Linked DNA regions of Homo sapiens: all the other regions are linked to region 4. A link is a contact called in ENCODE Hi-C or POLR2A ChIA-PET data. All regions are on one chromosome and are shown on one strand. The core of a region is the stretch at or near the end of the contact, and the rest is flanking DNA. Distances in the headings are between cores, read along the strand shown. Region 1 holds the start of MAGOHB (mago homolog B, exon junction complex subunit). Region 2 holds the start of LPCAT3 (lysophosphatidylcholine acyltransferase 3). Region 3 holds the start of CLECL1 (C-type lectin like 1). Region 4 holds the start of RIMKLB (ribosomal modification protein rimK like family member B).

Region 1 (4,393 bases), core at 598-3,097, 1.9 Mb before region 4:
TTTCATCCCACTGAACATACACAGAACTTACTTCTCAAGGTCCAATTCAAACACTTCCGTTGACAAGCCTTTTCCAATACTCTTTTTTCAAATTTCCCTACTCTGCAATAGAATGCTCTTGCTTCCTCTGCTGTACTACCGGCATGTTTTACACACTTTTTTTTTTTTAGACGAAGTTTCGCTCTTGTCACCCAGGCTGGAGTGCAACTGCGCGATCTCCGCCTCTCGGGTTCAAGCGATTCTCCTGCCTCAGCCTCCTGAGTAGCTAGGATTACAGGCACGTGCCACCAAACCTGGCTAATTTTTGTATTTTTAGTAAAGACAAGGTTTTGCCATGTTGGCCAGGCTGGTCTTGAACTCCTGACCTCGGGTGATTTGCCCCCTTTGGCCTCCCAAAGTGCTGGGATTACAGGCATGAGCCACTGCGCCCGGCCACATATAGGCTTTCTTTTCTTTTTCTTTTTTTTTTTTTTTTTTTTTTGAGACAGAGTTTCGCTCTTGTTGCCCAGGCTGGAATGCAGTGGCACGATCTCAGCTCACTGAAACCTCTGCCTCCAGGGTTCAAGCAATTCTCCTGCCTCAGCCTCCCGCGTATCTGGTATTACAGGCACGCGCCACCACGCCCAGCTAATTTTTTTGTATTTTTAATAGAGACGGGGTTTCACCATGCTGGCCAGGATGGCACATATATTCTTAATTATAGCAATTGCTCCCTTGTGCTGGTATTCGCCTTACGTGTTTGCTTTCTTTTCTAGACTACCAGATCAAATGGCTTATTTCTAGTTTCAAACTGTCACATAGGAAATGTTTGTTAAAACTAATGTTTTATAAAATTTAAAGCTTATTTTACATATTATCTCATTAGATCTCTCAAGAATTCTGTGAGCTTGGCAATGTAGATTGCTGTATATGCATTAGGCTGATGAACAAACAGGCTTAGAGATAGTCACTTGCCCGAGGTTAGTTAGCTGTTAAGTGTTGGGATTGAATCCCAGGTCTTCTCTCCACCACTTTCTACTAAAAATCACTGAAGGTTGTCAACCGACAGATAGGATTACTCTGTGTGTTGATAACAAAAGGGTGATCAATAATATCTGAAAAGGAAACTTTGTGTAAAAGTCTTTCCCTTACCTTAAAAACTACGCCACACTGGAGCATTCTTTCATTCCCCCAATTTAATTCTATCTGGCGAGAAACAATAATGGGCTAAACCATTATTGTATCGTAAGTCAAATTGCCAAAACTTCACAGGCTACTAAAAGTTAACCCTTATTGAATGAATTAAGAACCTTAGAAGTTCTGCTGTTAAAAAAAGCACGGTGACTGTCAGGGTTTTTCAGGTGTGGGGGGTGTGAGGGTTTTAAGAGTTGGATTCCTTTGACTTTGTCTCTATTATTATAGGCTTAGAGGTCCCGGGTAACTACCAATCGCTATCCAAAGGGAAAGCACCCTGTTAGAAATTAAGTAAGAAAAATAGTTTATATTCCCGGTCTGCCATTTCGATTCTAAGCTTTATCTTTATTTAGCTCACAGTTAAAGGGGGCATAGAGCCACACCCACCTCACAAACGCCGCAAGGATTGGGAGACCAGAAAAGTAAAAGTGACTTGCAAACCTTTAGCTCTAAGTCCATAAAAAAGACTATCATATGCTCACATTTCTAATCTTTGCTAGTATAATGTAATCTTTATTTTGAAAACAATGTGCCTCCATTCCTAGTAAAGCGAAAGTCACGGCGCTGCGACCCTCCCTTCAGCGCCTCCGGACTCTCACGCGATACTCGGCTTTCACGCTTTAGTCTAGGGCTGCACTGCAGGAGGAAGAGAAGCGCCTGTGGTGACGCACTTATTCCGCGCGATGACGTCACTGCAAGGCGCCGGGGGACACGTTGGCTGCGTTTTCGGCGGGCTTCCCGGGTACAAAAATGGCTGTGGCTAGCGATTTCTACCTGCGCTACTACGTAGGGCACAAGGGCAAGTTTGGGCACGAGTTTCTGGAGTTCGAATTTCGGCCGGACGGTGAGAAGAGGCCCACGGCACGCGGTGCTGGGAAAGGGGAGCGAGACCGAGAGGCCGGGTGGTGTGGAGGGTACAGGCGGCGGAGGCCACTGCTTCCCTCGAAGGAAATAGGAGCTTAAGAATAGAGGAGGCATAAGTTGGTTTTATAAATGAAAGAGAATTAATTGCAATAAATTAAAGCTAATCCTGTCACAAACTGAAAAGTTGAACCTACAGTAATCAGAATTCTGTAACAGTGCACCAGAAGGGACTCTAGATCGTCGCCCTGATTGAAAATGCTAGCACTTTTTTGAAAACACCCCCACCAGCGGGTGGTCCAGTGGATGAATAAAATCTTGTGGTGACCAGTACCTTTTTTTCATTTAGGCTGTGTGTTTTCTTTGAAGGGGAGGAGCCCAACGTGTTAACAAATGAGAATAATAATATGTTTTAGGTGTTTACGTGTAATTGTTCACCATAGGACGCATGAAGAGTACCAAGCAAGAGGGGAGAGGTAAAGTTCCACAGGAGGGAGTCAGGAAGATCTTCTTAGAGGACGGCACTCTTGAGATGAGTCTCGAAATGAGAGACTTGGCCTTTGAGAGAAAAAAACAGACTTCCAGAGCAGTATGAGCAGAGGATGAGGTGAAACTGCTACCCAAGTAGTGTGCAACAGTGTGTTTTCTGACAGCGCTATCCTTAGAGAATGTTACATTGATCTTGCCTACCTGCAACAAGAAAGTTCATTTGGATATATATTTTTTGGGTTTTTTTGAATGCACGTTTTGTGCTGGACAACAAGCAAATACAAAATTTTAAGGTACAGTAATGAGTAAGACAAATTTAACTAAAGCAGATTTGTCTTGGTGGGAGGCACAGACATTTAACTATAAAGCAGTATGCATATTAAGTCCTATAAGCAGGCTTTGGACAATGTTCTGTGAGAGCAAGAATAAAAAATTAGAGAAGGAACGTATATTAGGAAAGGAGAAGAGTATCAAGCATTTCAGGCAGAACTCACGTTAACTACAGTCCTGCAATTATTATTATTATTATTATTTTGAAACAAGGTCTCACTCTGTCACCCAGATCTGAGTGCAGTGGCACGATCTCAGCTCACTGCAACCTCCCCCTCCCTAGTGCAAGTGATCCCTCACCTCAGCCTGCCGAGGTGCTGGGAATACAGGCCCACGCCACCTCACCCAGCTAATTATGTTATGTTATGTTATGTTATGTTATGTTATGTTATGTTATGTTATGTTATGTTATTTTTTGTAGAGATGGGTTTCCCCATGTTGCCCAGGCTGGCTTCAAACCCCTGAGGTCAAGGGATCCACCAGCGTCAGCCACCCACAGTCCTGGGATTACAAGCATGAGCCACCGGGCCAGCCCTGCAATTATTTAGAAACCTTAATCACTGTATTTAACCTTACCGTCCCCATAAATTCAGCTAAATTTACCTGAATTCATCTATTCTTTATGTAGTATTATTTTCAGTTCCTCTGCCTGCGAACACCATCAAGCTTGTCCCTATCACTTTTAGCAGGTCACATGAATTAAGTACCTGAATATTATCAGGGAAGTTTTATGCTAGAACAGTGGTTCTAATCAATGTATCTGCCACTACACTGTTACACATACTTCCATTGGTGATATTGAGCCTCCCGAAGACGCGTTTCTTTTCTTTTTTTTTTTTTTTTTTTTTTTTTTTTGAGACAGAGTCTTGCTCTGTCGTCCAGGCTGCAGTGCAGTGGTGCGATCTCGGCTCACTGCAACCTCCGCCTCGTGGATTGAAGCGATTCTCCTGCCTCATCCTCCCGAGTAGCTGGGATTGCAGGCATGGGCCACCATGCCTGGCTATTTTTTCGTATTTTTAGTAGAGACGGGGTTTCTCCATGTTGGCCAGGCTGGTCTCTAACTGCTGACCTCAGGTGATCCACCCATCTCAGCCTCCCAAATTGCTGGGATTACAGGCATGAGCCACTGTGCCTGGTGCCAAGCCATCAAAGACTGTCATTTCTATCATTTTAGAGTACCTGTTGCACATTATAGCTGTGTCTGGGCAACTGACTAGCCATAAGGGGAAGCATACATCAGATAATACAGCAATCATGATGGATTAAAATTAAATATAAACTAGCTAACAAACTCATCAACTTTGATCCAGAAGCATCGTTTGTATGCTTCCTAGTCATAATTCTAAAATGTCTGCATTATAATTGCATGCATACATTTGAAGGAAAAAAATTTTTAAAAGAGAACATTTTGGTGTAGTGGGGAAAGCCTGAGTATTGAAAGAAAGTAGATCTAGATCTGAATCTTGTGTGACCCTGGTTAAGTTACTTAACTTTGTTTTCTCTCCTATGAATAGGTGAGAGAATAAAACCCGATTTTTGG
Region 2 (4,237 bases), core at 840-3,339, 1.7 Mb after region 4:
GTGCCTCAGCCTCCCAAGTAGCTGGGATTACAGGAGCCGGCCATCACGCCTGGCTAATTTTTTTGTATTTTTAGTAGAGACAGGGTTCCACCATGTTGGCCAGGCTGGTCTCTAACTCATGACCTCAGGTGATCCACCCGTCTCAGCCTCCCAAATTGCTGGGATTACAGGCCTATATATATAATTTTTGTTTTTTTTTGCAAGACAGAGTCTCGCTCTGTCTTTCAGGTTGGAGCGCAGTGTCATGATCACGACTCACTACAGCCTCAACCTCCCAGGCTCAAGTGATCCTCCCACCTTAGCTTCCTGAGTAGCTGGGACTACAGGCATGTTCCACCATGCTCATCTAAATTTTATTTTATTTTTTTTGTAGAGACAGGGTCTATGTTGCCCAGGCTGGTCTCCAACTCCTGGGCTCAAGCAATCTTCCCACCTCAACCTCCCTAAGTACTAGGATTACAGGCATGAACCACTGTGCCCGGCCAATATAAGGCATGCAAAACTATACTAATTTTCCTTTCTGGATATATGCTGTATGTAAAGTATTAAAATAGGCATGGGATTGATAAATACCAAAGTCAGCAAAGTGGTGACCTCTGAGAAAGGAAGGAGGGAAATGCCCTCAGGAAGGGATATACCGGCTTTTCAAATGTATAGGTGATGTTTGTTTCTTAACCTGGAGAAGTTATATTATCCTCTACTTTTCCGTGTGAATGAAATATTTTGTTTTTTAAAATCTTGCCCAAAATGGGAGTAGGGGTAGGGAATTTGACAGACCTAGGTTTAAATTCTGTCTGCCGCTTACTTGTAAAGGAACTTACCCAGTTTCTTAATTTCTCCAAGCCTCTGTGTCTGTAAGAGGACATCATCATAATAAATATTCTATTGCGCAGCCAAAGCAAGTGAAATAATACGGATGAAAGTGCTTTATAAAGTGCAAGTGCTACAGAAGTATAAGCTGTAATTTTACAAGAATGCGCCACAAATTATTGTAACTAAGAGTTATTGCAAGAAACTCTTAGCATTCCTTTGTTACATACTCTCACAGAACCTTGACCCTTTCCTTCAGAGCACTTACCTTCTCTTGCAATAACACGTTAATTGATGCTATTATTTGTGCATCCTCCCACTCCGTGGCTCTGGGCTCCTGATTCTATTCCCAAGCCCAGCACAGTCCCTGGCATATGGTAAGTGCTCGACAGATTTTTTTTTTTTTTTTTTTGGCGTAATCTTAACAGGATTACCTGTAGGAAGTGAGAATGAAAAGCAGGGAGGGGAAACAGGACTCTTCTGTTTTACATTTCTATACTGTTATAACTTTTATCATAAACATGTATTACTCAGTGCAAAATTATTTGAATTTTTAATTAAAATAATAAGTGTTAAATAGGCATATCTTAATTTCATCGCCTCTAGGGGGAAGGTCATGTTTTACTACAGGAAACTGCATGGAAAAGGGATCCATGAAATAAAAGGAGCAGACAATGTCTGTTCCTGGGGCACTGGGCTTTCCGCTGAACCTCCGGGAGTGAAGGCGACGAGTCTAACAACCTAAGAATTTAAGAACGGGCCGGGAGGCGCCGTTAGGGGGCGCGCGAAAGGCGGCGCGGGCGTTCCCGCCTCCCCGTTACATGCCCCAGTAACCCCAGCGCCGGCGACCGGGAGTAACCTCGCGCGCGGGCGGCCCCCCCGCGTCCAGACTCTCGCCTGCTCCCGCCTCAGCCAATGGGAAGGCAGCGAACCGGCCGGCCGGACGGTCGCCCCGGAGGGCTCCTCCTGGGAGCATTTCGAACGGAGTTGAACTGTCGCCGGGCCACGGGCTCAGACCTTTCCAATGGCAGCTCTGGGTCCCGACGCCAAGCCCCGCCCAGCCCTGAGCCTCCCCGTGTGCATTCTCGGCAGGAGTCACCTTTGCCTTACAAACCTTCAGACCCGCCCTCTTCCTACCTTGCCGCGCTAGGCCCCGCCCTCTGCGCAGGTCGGCCAATAACGGGGTGAGCTGGCGCCGCGGGGCGGGCCTCCAGCCAATGCGCACGCCGTGGGCGGGCCCCGAGCCGGAATTGGGGGTGAAGCGATAGCGTTTTGCCCGCATTCGGGGCGCGCGGAGCTGGGGGGTCCCTGTGGGGCTCCCGGAGTTAAGATGGCGTCCTCAGCGGAGGGGGACGAGGGGACTGTGGTGGCGCTGGCGGGGGTTCTGCAGTCGGGTTTCCAGGAGCTGAGCCTTAACAAGTTGGCGACGTCCCTGGGCGCGTCAGAACAGGCGCTGCGGCTGATCATCTCCATCTTCCTGGGTAAGGACCCTCCTGCCTCCCTCCGCCCCTCGCGGAGTCCCCGGGGAGTAGGGGAGGAATGGGGACAGGACCTCCCTCTCTTCCCGGAGCCACCCGGGAGGGCTGTGCCGGGTGCGGGTGTGAATCCTGAAGCACACCAACAGCTACTGAGGGAAGACAGAAGTCCTGTCTCGAGTCTGGGGCGCTGTGCCCTCTGAACCTCTTCATCTTTCTCTTCAACCCCTGCCATGCCCTCTGGCCTCTCAGTCGGGCCCCCGCCCTCTTGTGCCAGGCTCTACCCTTGCTCCCACGACCTGTCTTTATTTGTCGCTCTGTTGAGTTCCACTGTCTGGCCATGTGTCCTGCTCTGTCATTAATAACCACCCCGCACACGCGCGCATCTCATCGGTAGGCATAGGGCCCCTAACTTTAGCCCTTTCGGCCTTTTCAGCCCCATATTCCATATTTCATATTCTGAGCGCCTGTTTTGCTTATTGCCAGCTTATATTATACTTTCGTCTCTTTTCTGTCCCAGTCCTACTATTTTCTTTTTATACCATGTTGCTTTTTTTATTTTCCAAGCCACCTACCTGTCATTTACCCTGGAATATCATTTTAATGCTGGACTTGGGAAACAGGACTAACAACCTCCTTAAAATCGATCCATACTATTCCAAGCGTTTATTACACGTGTGGTTCAAAGGATGTGGTGTATCTGAATTTATGCCACAACAAGCTGTATTACAACTGGTTTATAGGCTTTTTTACCGCATCCTCACTCCATGGTTTAATACATGGAGGTAGCATAGTACAATGGAAAAAAGTATGGGTTTTGAAGGCAAACAAATCAGATCCAGCCTTGTTGCTGCTCACAAACTGAAGGACCCTACGCAGGCCGCAAAACCCTCTGGGCCTAATTTCCTTATCTATGAAATGAGGACAACAGTGCCTACCACATAGGATTGCCATAAAGTCCTGTAGAAGGGCCAAGATTGGGAAGTACCTGTACATATATATACATAAAATTTAAGCAGTTGGAACGTTTTATGAAGGTTATAGAACTTTAGGAGCGGGTGAGTGGGAAGGATTAAGCAAAAGCTGTAAGTGGTGATAAGGAAACAGGACTGGGGCTAGAGCAGAGGGTTAGAGGTCTGAACCATGAGAAGTTTGAGATAAAGTTGGGCAGGTGTGGAAAGCCTTAAATGCCAGAGAGAAGTTTGGCGTTTATCCAGTATTCAGTAGAAACACTGATATATAATATCACCAGAGGGTGTTAACCCAATCTAGATAATGGGATAGGCATTAATTCATATTTAAACAACCTTGCCTAATAGCATTGTTACTTTCCTATTACATATCAAACCAAGATCTTCCTTTCTTCCAAATAAAGATCACCTTTTTCTTCCTCTGTGGAATCGTAAGATTTTAAAGATGGAATGGAACTGGGGTTGTGCAGTTTGCTCAGTGTCACCCAGACATCATCCAAATTTATCAGCACCCTAGTCTAGGCTTATTTGCACTACACCAGCTTTGAACTTCCTACTCTTTCATCCTTGTTTCTGACCCAGTTATTTTTGACATTGTAATTAGCAATTAGTGTTTACATTTGACAGGACGCAGCGGCTTATGCTTATAATCGTAACACTTTGGGAGGCCAAGGTGGGAGGAACGCTTGAGGCCAGCCTGGGCAACATTTTATTTGTCTCTACAAAAAATTAGGCCAGGCGCAGGGGCACATGCCTGTAATCCTGGCATTTTGGGAGGCCAAGGTGGGCAGATCGCTTGAGGTCAGGAGTTTGAGACCAGCCTGGCCAACATGGTGAAACCCCATCTCTCCTAAAAGTATAAAAATTAGCTGGGCATGGTGGTGGGCACCTGTAATCCCAGCTACTTGGGAGGCTGAGGCAGGAGAATCACTTGAACCCTGGAGGTGAAGGTTGTAGTGAGCCAAGTTAGCTCTACTGCAC
Region 3 (4,417 bases), core at 1,405-3,904, 1.0 Mb before region 4:
CTTGCATATCATGTCATCCTAAAACATTCACAACAGCAATAAAAATTAGAGGTAATAAACAAGTTCAGCAAGATTACAGGATAAAAATCAATATAAAATAGTAATAGTGCTTTTACAGACTAGCAATGAACAATCCAAAAATGAAATTTAGAAAAATCTTTGTTTACAATAACATCAAAAATAATAAAATAAAGAATAAGTTTAATAACAGAAGTGTAAGAGTTATTCTGTGAACAATGCAAACCATTTCTGAAATAGATTAAGGAATATCTAAATAAAGGAGAGATTCTGTATTTATGGATTGAAAAAATGAATATTACTCAGTTTGCACTATTCCCAAAATTGATCTGCTGAATCCCAGCTGCCTTTTTCATGGCAGAAATTGACATACTTACCCTAATTTTTTAACACTCTTTTAATACTCTACATGCTAGTAATTTTTTTACTTTTATATGACTAGATCATCAGTCATATTTTTCTTTTTTGAGACGGAGTCTTGCACTGTCTCCAGGGCTGGAGTGCAATGGCGCGACCTCAGCTCACTGCAACCTCTGCCTCCTAAGTTCAACCCATTCTTCTGCCTCAGCCTCCCAGGTAGCTGGGATTACAGGCGTACGCCACCACGCCCGACTAATTTTTTATATTTTTAGCAGATATGGGATTTCACTATGTTGGCCAGGCTGGTCTCGAGCTCCTGACTTCATGATCCGCCCGTCTCGGCCTCCCAAAGTGCTGGGATTACAGGCATGAGCCAGGGCACCCGGCCCATCAGTCATATTTTTCATATGAATAAAAGTCTACTTTTTAGTGAAAAATGATTATTCTCATTCTGGAAAACTGTTATAGCCTAATTATAACATTCAGCATAGCATAACTGATTTGGTAATTCAACACATAATTACTGAGCGGCTGTTATGTTTCACACAAAACTAAGTGATGAAAATAAAAATAATAAAATGTGAGTCTTACCCTCAAAATCTAGACAGCATAGTTGAATTATGGCATGGACTTAGAACTCAGTTATCACTCTTAAAATGTACTGGTTATGCCTTTGGGAGGCTGAGGCGGGCAGATCACGAGGTCAGGAGATCGAGACCACCGTGAAACTCGTCTCTACTAAAAATACAAAATATTAGCCGGGCGTGGTGGCGGGCGCCTGTAGTCCCAGCTACTCGGGAGGCTGAGGCAGGAGAATGGCATGAACCCGGGAGGCAGAGCTTGCAGTGAGCCGAGATCGCGCCACTGCACTCCAGCCTGGGTGACAGAGTGAGACTCCGTCTCAAAAAAAAAAAAATTATTGGTTATGCAACCACCTGCAGATAATAAAACCTCTAAAAGTCAGTTTTTCATGTATGTAGTAGGTATTGTCTAGTCACATACAAACAGTTGGAACAGCCCAGAAAAGGGAGAGAGTGTCATGCAGTCTTAAGAGACAGAGGTCGGTGCTCAAGCCTCATCCAGGGTCAGAAGTTGGTCTTTATAGGAGGGATCCCTAAATGCCACAAAGCCAGGATCTGTTCTCTAGTTATTTAATTAACCTAAGTTAAATTTCTTGGATGAGGGGTAGGGATGGGGTGACTGCAGTTTAGATTAATTCTGCAGAATGCACTTGAGTGGGTATTGAAAAAACCAGTTTTTCCATATGCAGATTTCCAGTTAATCTACTAGTCATAAGCTAATGGATCCTGCCATTTTTCATATCTGACATTTCTATGTCCTATGACGGTTTCACAGGTAGCTAGGCTCTCCTCCATTATTTCCCTCTGTATGGTGTTGGCTGCATTTTTCTCTGATTTTACTTCTTCATCAATGATCACATCTCCATCTACTCTCCATTTTCCAGGAATTAGTTGAAATTTTTCATCAACTAATAGGACCCTGAGCCTTTGTGTTATTGTTTTAGACTAACAAATTTTTATTCACTTAATTCAATTTTAGTGGAATTTTAGAAGAAATAGGAGATAAAATCTATGTTTGCTATGTTGTATTCGATAGTAAATTTCTGAACACCTCATTTTAAAATTAGATTTTTTTCTTTTATGTCATTACCTTGAATTATTTTAACAGAGTTATTTCTGTTTCTTAAATATATATTTTTTAGTTCAGAAGTCCTCTGCATAATTCATGTTTTACCTCAGTTTAATGTTAATATTATAAAGCATACAGGAAAGCAAATAGCTTTCAGAATTTTTAAGGTATTATCTAGACAATACAATGCATTTAGAGAGGAGGATAAAAGACATAGGGCCCCTTTCTGTAACTTTCGTAATAAAATCCCTTCTTTTTCTTGTTCTGTTTCCCAAATAGCTATCCTACTTTGGAGAAGATGCTGGAAATTCAGAGTTTCCGCCAGAGAATATATGCCTGAACTAAAAGAGGAAGTGGTCTATAGGAGAAAATGGTGAGATATCTTCTGTGGTATTAATAAAAGTTAAAAGCATTTCAAGTTTAGGCAGAAAACTAACTGAAAAACGAGAACCTACTGTATGGTTAGTAATTTCTTCCATGTCATACAAGTATTCGAGAAATCTGCTACCTTGATTAGTAAGACTGAACACATTGGTTTTGTCATTTATTCATGGAGGAAGTCCACCACCCACTTGGGGAGCAGAAGGAAATTTGCCATCTCAATTTACTTATCAGAAGTTTCTTTGCAGAAATATGATTGTCCCTTCAGTGGGACATCATTTGTGGTCTTCTCTCTCTTTTTGATCTGTGCAATGGCTGGAGATGTAGTCTACGCTGACATCAAAACTGTTCGGACTTCCCCGTTAGAACTCGCGTTTCCACTTCAGAGATCTGGTAAGCTGGATTTAGGGTGCCTTTGAGAATTAAGATTTTACTAGTTATCTCCTTTATTTCTTTCTTATGTATCTAATTGCCAAACTGAAAAGAGGAGATTGGATTCAAAGCAAAATTCATTGAATGCTAAGAATAAGAGCGAATGTTTTTAATGAAGCAAAATGTCTGTTCATAAAATAAATTGCCACTTTGGTTTTAATATGTAGAACTTTGCTTCTGTTTTCATAGCCTTTCTATTTCTTGATTTCTCGTGATGAATGTTTATATTCACACAGCAACTTCTAGCGGGATCACGCCTTTCTGCTCCACAGCTTTGCTCACTCTCAATCAAATCTGACCTTTTAACATAATGTGATAAATTCATCTCCACTGGGAAAAATACCTGTGGCAATTTACTCATATTGTTATTTATTCTTTTACAATATCAATAGGATAAAAATGTAAACTTAAGAAAACATGAAACGTTAGATTTAATTTTATAAAGTCTAGAATTAATGACTAGGTAATTGAATATTTCTGGAATCAGAGGCGATAAGCATATGCCTAAACTTAACATGGTGCCTTCATCACCAAACCCCCTCAAAAATTATAGATTTTCATAGCCAGTGTCTTTTCTATTCTTTGAAGTATTAAGGAAATTTCTCTGTCTTGTTACATTTCCATTCTCTGCTCTAGGGTAAGAATTTTTGTAGCATAGAGTTTATGTAGGTGTTTTAAATAATTTAAAGTTCCTCCTTTGTATTTGCCCTTGTGGAATGAATCTGCTACTTTGTTCGTATTTCCAAGGAATGTATTTCTTCTTTATATTTTCAAAAGTTTATAGTTATCAAAGGAATCTAGTGTGTGTCCTTTTCTGGTTGTAAAAGCATCTTGTTTCTTATTTTAAACCTTACCTCTCTATTTTACCCAGCAGAGGCTAACTTGCTTTCTTTTCTTCCAGCTTAGGCACTTTCACTTCCTATGAAATAGTGAAACATAATTTGAAAAATAACATGGACTAGAACTGCACTGTCATTCCCCTATGCTTCAAAAATGTCCTGTAGTTAGTTTCTTTTTCTAGAGGTTATTTTACTCAGTTTAAGCAACAAAACCAATATTTTTGATTCCGCATTCCAGGGTTTAATTGCCTTTCTGTCTATGGTTTGAACTTTTATAAATAAAACCTTATTCTTTTCCCAGTTTAGGGATGTGGGGCAACATCTTTTAATGTGATCTAGTTCAATCTTAGAATGCTAAAAATGAGAAAACGAACTATATGAAGATTAAATTACCTACCTATAGTCATGCTTATGACCAGAAGTCAAATATCATATTGTTCTTGTGCTGTATACGTGTGGTGTTAGATAAACGCAACTTTTGTTCTCATGCGTCACTTCGCCATCAAGCGAAAGAGCTGTTGGATAGATTAGATTTTTGTTGTCTTACATACAGAGTCCTACACAATTGTTCCTGATCTCTTCTAACCTCATACCTTTCACTGATTTTGCTCTGGCTATTGGCCTTTTCTTTTCTCCTAAAGGTTGTCATATTCCTTACCATTTCAGAGCCTCATAAAATGCTGAATCTTTCTACATAATCTATTAATCTTTGTGTTTCTAGCACCTCACACCGTACT
Region 4 (4,474 bases), core at 633-3,132:
TGTCTGTGACTGAATTTGCTGTTCCCCTTCTTGGCTCTGTTCTCAGAATCACAGACTGCCCCCCTCCCTGACAAGCAGACTCCAGCACCTGGTAGGGGTAAGAGAAGACAAGAGAGAAAAAAGGGAGACAGAGAAAGATAAAAAACATCAACAGCCATGTTGCCAAACTAACAACTAAATCAATGACATGAAAGAAGGAAATTAACAGCACTAACCAAGATAGAAAAGAATAAAATAGGATTACCTCAAGACAAAATAGGCCTCCTCCCCTTTGACACACTAACCAAATAAAACAGTAACCATTGGAAAAGAAATTTAACTATGATTATTTTTAAAATTAGAGGGTTGCATACTAAAATTTAGGAAATAAATGTTAAATCTCTGAGACCGGAATTTCAGAGAGTGTTTTATTCCAAATGAATATCTTAAAAGTATTCTCATAATTGCTTTTAAGAAATCATTTTTTAAAATAGAAGAAATGACCTTTAAGGTACCCAATATTGTGAAAGTAACAAAAATGAGATTTAAAAACATTTCAATTTAAATGGTTATAGTTAATAATTAAGAACACCCATAAATATAATGAACATACCAAGCCCACAAAAAAAAATCTGCATAGTAGGCTGCCCATATACTTTCTATACCTATTTAGAGTTGAACCTAACTCCACAAAGATGTGGTAACAATATATATAACTAATGGGAAAATGACAGCATACTGAAAGAATTTACATAGCAGTTGCATTGAGCATGGTTAGTGCAATAACCCCTCACAGAACAGAATTACCACCCCATCGCTATTCGCCAATACAAATGGGATAAAACAGTGAAATAACAAATGTGTGATCAGAGATAAGGACATATTAATAAGGGGAGATTGAAATTATTACCACTCTGGTTTGGGTTTTTTTTGGGGGGGGGTGAGGGGCAAGTAGTGTAATATTTACATCATGCTCAAATTTTTAAAGAATCAAAACTGGACAAGCAATTATTTGGTCATCCCCTTCTCATTCAGAGACTGTCAAAGGAAAAGATGGAATGACTGTCACACTCTCTAAAATTTACACGTAAGGAGGAAAACGTGGAATCGAATACAGTAGCTGCGGGACCGCACCACGTGATCCTCCTCCCGCGGTCGCTCCATAGAATTTGTGGGAAGGGGGGGGAGGGGGAGTGTCGCCGCAATCCCGAGGACAGGTCAGCAGCCCGCGGGTCCGACTCCAGCCGGCGTTCCCGGGGTTACCACACCCCCTCGCCGGCGGGGAAACCATACTCCTTACACGCCCGAAGTCGCCGCCCCCTCGACACGGCTCGCCCGGTCGCACGCACACGCCACGGGCCGGCGCCTCCCGGCACACGCGCGAAGGCCGGGCCCCGCCTCGCTCCCCACCGACTCCGCGGAGCGGCGACCACCGGCCTCAACTAGCCCCGGACCCCGGGCGCGCTCGGGCCGGTCCCCTCCCCGGCCCAGCCCCCGCTAATCGGGGGATCCATTCCGCTGAACTCGCCCACTCGGGAGGGCGCGCCTTCGCCTCACTGCTCTACACCCGAGGGCAACAGCGGTCGTACCGCTCACCTGGGTCGGGGGGCTCCTCCCTCGCTCTCGGCCGACTGAGCCGGGCTGGGGCCTTCGAGGAAGCGCGGGCCGCCGGGCGGCTGGAAGTGGGGGAAGGAGAGGAGGGGGAGGGGGTCGGGATACCGGGAGCCGCCTCCTTTCTCCTCCGCCGACTGCGGCTCCCGCAGGCTGGCCGGGCGTCCTCGCACACTCGCCCAGTTTCTCACAGCCTCGCGTCCCGTCAGCTTCTCCCTCACCCCACTCCCACACACTCTCACTCCCACACACTCACACCCGGCCGCTCCTCGTTCCCTCACTCGCCTGCCGCGCGCGCGCGCGACCCCGCTCACACACAGCGCGCGCGACGCCGGCGGAGACCGCCCCGCTCCCTCAGACCGAACGCCGCCCGCCCGCTTGCTGAGGAGCGGCGCGCGCCCCGGCCCCGCCCTCCTGGCGCCGCGGCGCGGCGGGCGGGGGGCGGCGGCCGGAGGAGCTGGGGGCCGGGCCAGCGCGCCGAGCACTGCCGAGCGGATCTGACACCTGCGTCGAGAGCCGCCCTCCCAGCTCCTCGCCCGCACCCGAGCCATCGCTGGCCTCGGGGGAAGAGAGGCGATGGATCGCGCGCGGGGAGCGAAAAGGGAGCGCGAGGGCGCTCCGAGGACGCGCCTCCCCACCCGCCCCCAAACCGTCTTCACTGAGAAAGGGAAACGGATGGGGGGGGTGGGGGGCGAGGTTTGCTCCCAACTCGAAACCGCGAGATTAGTCCCTTCCGTTGTACGCCCTCCCCGCCCTCACATTCCCTGCTTAGGCCCCATCAATCTGCGCCTGGAACCCCGACACGAGCCCCCTACCCCCTCGGGCGCAGGGTCCTGCCGGCATCCCGACGCCTCCCGCCCAGCCCTTCCGCCGGCCGCCGCCCGGAGTCTCCGCTTACGGTGGTTCCTCCCTCCGGTAGGCAAAGATATGGAGACAAAGATCATTCATACCTAGAAGGTCTTTATCCGGGACTGGAGTAAAGACAGTACCTCTGTATATTGAGAGGCAAATTTAAAACCACATGATAAATTTCCTGGCTGAAGCGGGTTTGGAGATACAGGCGGGGTGGATAGCGCCAGCTCTGCCCCCTAGAAACCGGCGTAAACCTTGGACAAGTTAGTTGCTACGCTTCCTCTGAGCCTTTGTTGTGAAAAGATAAAAGAGTACAGTCCGGAGTCGTTGTGAGAATGAAATGAGATATTTTAAGAGCATTTTGTAAATTCTAAAACTATGTATAAAAAATAAAAGTATAGCCCAAAGGAGGCTAAGAATATGAATGTTCAACTACGCTATTACATTTTCTTAAGGAGAAAAAAAAAGGGCTACAGACGACCTCCCAGGTTTACATGGAAGATTCACTTCCAAATAACTTCAGTCACCAGAGACACCAGGTGTGAGGTACGGTAATGTGCTCACCAGTTTGCCTTCTTGCTGGTCTCAGCCCTGTCTCAGTGACCTCAGCCAACAACTTTTCACTGCTCCTCTCCCAGTCAATTGACAATATAATTTCATTTTCTGCTTTTAAAAAATTTTTTGACTAATTTCCTTCAGCGTCTCGAGAGTCCTTTAAAAGATGTAGCATAACCCAGGGTGGTAACTTCTGGATCCAGACTGCCCGGATTGGATTTATGGTTCCACTCCCTATGTGAACCTCTGCAGTAACTTAACCTCTCTGTATCTTTATCTGCTGAGCTGTAAAAGTGAGGATAAAAATAGTCACCTACTTCATGGAGTTGTCATAAGGAGTAAATGAGTTAATAAGTATATAATATTTAACAGCTGACACAGATCAAGTGCTGTTCAAAGTGTTTAGTGCTATTATAATGTTAGGTCAGTGAGAGTAACCTAGGATAGGCGTCTAGTTGGTTTACAAAATTTAGAGGAACAAACGCCCTATAAGATAGATACACTATCTTGAGAACAAAGGGGATAAGGTCTACAGAACTAAATTGTTGCTATTTACTTCCACTCTGATATTCAGCCCCCTGGGACATAAAGTATATTCAACTCCAAGACCAAGAGAAGCATTTTGTGATCAAGGGAAGCTTGAGCACAGAGATACTAACACTGAAAATCTGACAAAATAAACACAGTGAAATTGACACAGGGAAAAAAATGTACAGAGGATCAATAATAATATTTAATTAACCTATTCCTTCAGTCCCACTCTTAAGGAATCCAATTCGTGGTAACTGCATCCCCAGAAAAAGTGGGTTGTACTGGTGAAACTGAGGATAGGAAGTATGACTATTAACTCACTTGCCACTTGCCCTTAAAAGTTGTTATTCAGGGCAGGGCGCGGTGGCTCACGCCTGTAATCCCAGCACTTTGGGAGGCTGAGGCAGGCGAATCACCTGAGGTCGGGAGTTTTGGACCAGCCTGACCAGCATAGAGAAACCTTGTCTCTACTAAAAATACAAAATTAGCCAGGCGTGATAGCGCACGCCTGTAATCCCAGCTACTCAGGAGGCTGAGGCAGGAGAATCGCTTGAACCTGGGAGGTGGAGGTTTCAGGCCGAGATGGTGCCATTGCACTCCAGCCTGGGCAACAAGAGCAAAACTCTGTCTCAAAAAAAAAAAAAAAAAAAGTTGCTATTCAATTTATTGCTTCTATGTGCCATACACATTCTAAGATATTCTCATGTATGTAACAACGTTGCTTTTGACTTAAGCTAATAGGGAGTAAAACAAAGCTCAGGAGGGTATTTAAAAAAAGCCAATGATAAGGCTTAAACACATTACCATTATCATGATATTGTTAAGATAATGTTTATGTGAGTAATGATCAAATTCATACATCATACTTTTTATATGAAGTAATAAGGGGGCAAAAATTATTTACACCATTTCCATATTGGAAACCCAAGGTTCAGAAAGGCTGTAC

The links. A loop is a pair of places that touch in the nucleus more often than their neighbours do. ChIA-PET counts read pairs that join two places held with the same protein, here RNA polymerase II (POLR2A). Pooled maps may share reads with other maps.
Region 1: a map of naive thymus-derived CD4-positive, alpha-beta T cell shows a loop between it and region 4 (5-fold over the local background). The contact joins the promoter of MAGOHB here to the promoter of RIMKLB in region 4. A Hi-C loop is called at or near these places in 1 of 168 maps with a recorded cell type or tissue (naive thymus-derived CD4-positive, alpha-beta T cell) and 6 of 50 pooled maps. POLR2A ChIA-PET finds 5 or more read pairs at or near these places in 1 of 52 experiments (B cell).
Region 2: a loop to region 4 is called in a map of naive thymus-derived CD4-positive, alpha-beta T cell, with 27 times the contacts of the local background. The contact joins the promoter of LPCAT3 here to the promoter of RIMKLB in region 4. A Hi-C loop is called at or near these places in 1 of 168 maps with a recorded cell type or tissue (naive thymus-derived CD4-positive, alpha-beta T cell) and 4 of 50 pooled maps. POLR2A ChIA-PET finds 5 or more read pairs at or near these places in 1 of 52 experiments (BJ).
Region 3: a map of OCI-LY7 shows a loop between it and region 4 (5-fold over the local background). The contact joins the promoter of CLECL1 here to the promoter of RIMKLB in region 4. A Hi-C loop is called at or near these places in 2 of 168 maps with a recorded cell type or tissue (CD8-positive, alpha-beta T cell and OCI-LY7) and 1 of 50 pooled maps. POLR2A ChIA-PET finds 5 or more read pairs at or near these places in 1 of 52 experiments (AG04449).

The regions. Positions count from the first base shown.
Region 1 is chr12:10,611,063-10,615,455 of GRCh38, reverse strand. It overlaps MAGOHB (mago homolog B, exon junction complex subunit), which reads left to right and starts at 1,847. Exons shown (of 5, transcript NM_018048.5): 1 at 1,847-2,017. The coding sequence starts at 1,924. RefSeq lists enhancers at 1,033-1,910, 1,727-2,126, 1,911-2,790.
Region 2 is chr12:7,016,328-7,020,564 of GRCh38, reverse strand. LPCAT3 (lysophosphatidylcholine acyltransferase 3) reads left to right here and starts at 2,089. Exons shown (of 13, transcript NM_005768.6): 1 at 2,089-2,291. The coding sequence starts at 2,141. RefSeq lists a silencer at 1,479-1,738.
Region 3 is chr12:9,731,334-9,735,750 of GRCh38, reverse strand. It overlaps CLECL1 (C-type lectin like 1), which reads left to right and starts at 2,654. Exons shown (of 2, transcript NM_001441815.1): 1 at 2,654-2,802. The coding sequence starts at 2,721.
Region 4 is chr12:8,695,399-8,699,872 of GRCh38, reverse strand. It overlaps RIMKLB (ribosomal modification protein rimK like family member B), which reads right to left and starts at 1,882. Exons shown (of 6, transcript NM_001297776.2): 1 at 1,576-1,882. RefSeq lists silencers at 1,278-1,447, 1,978-2,077 and an enhancer at 1,087-2,053.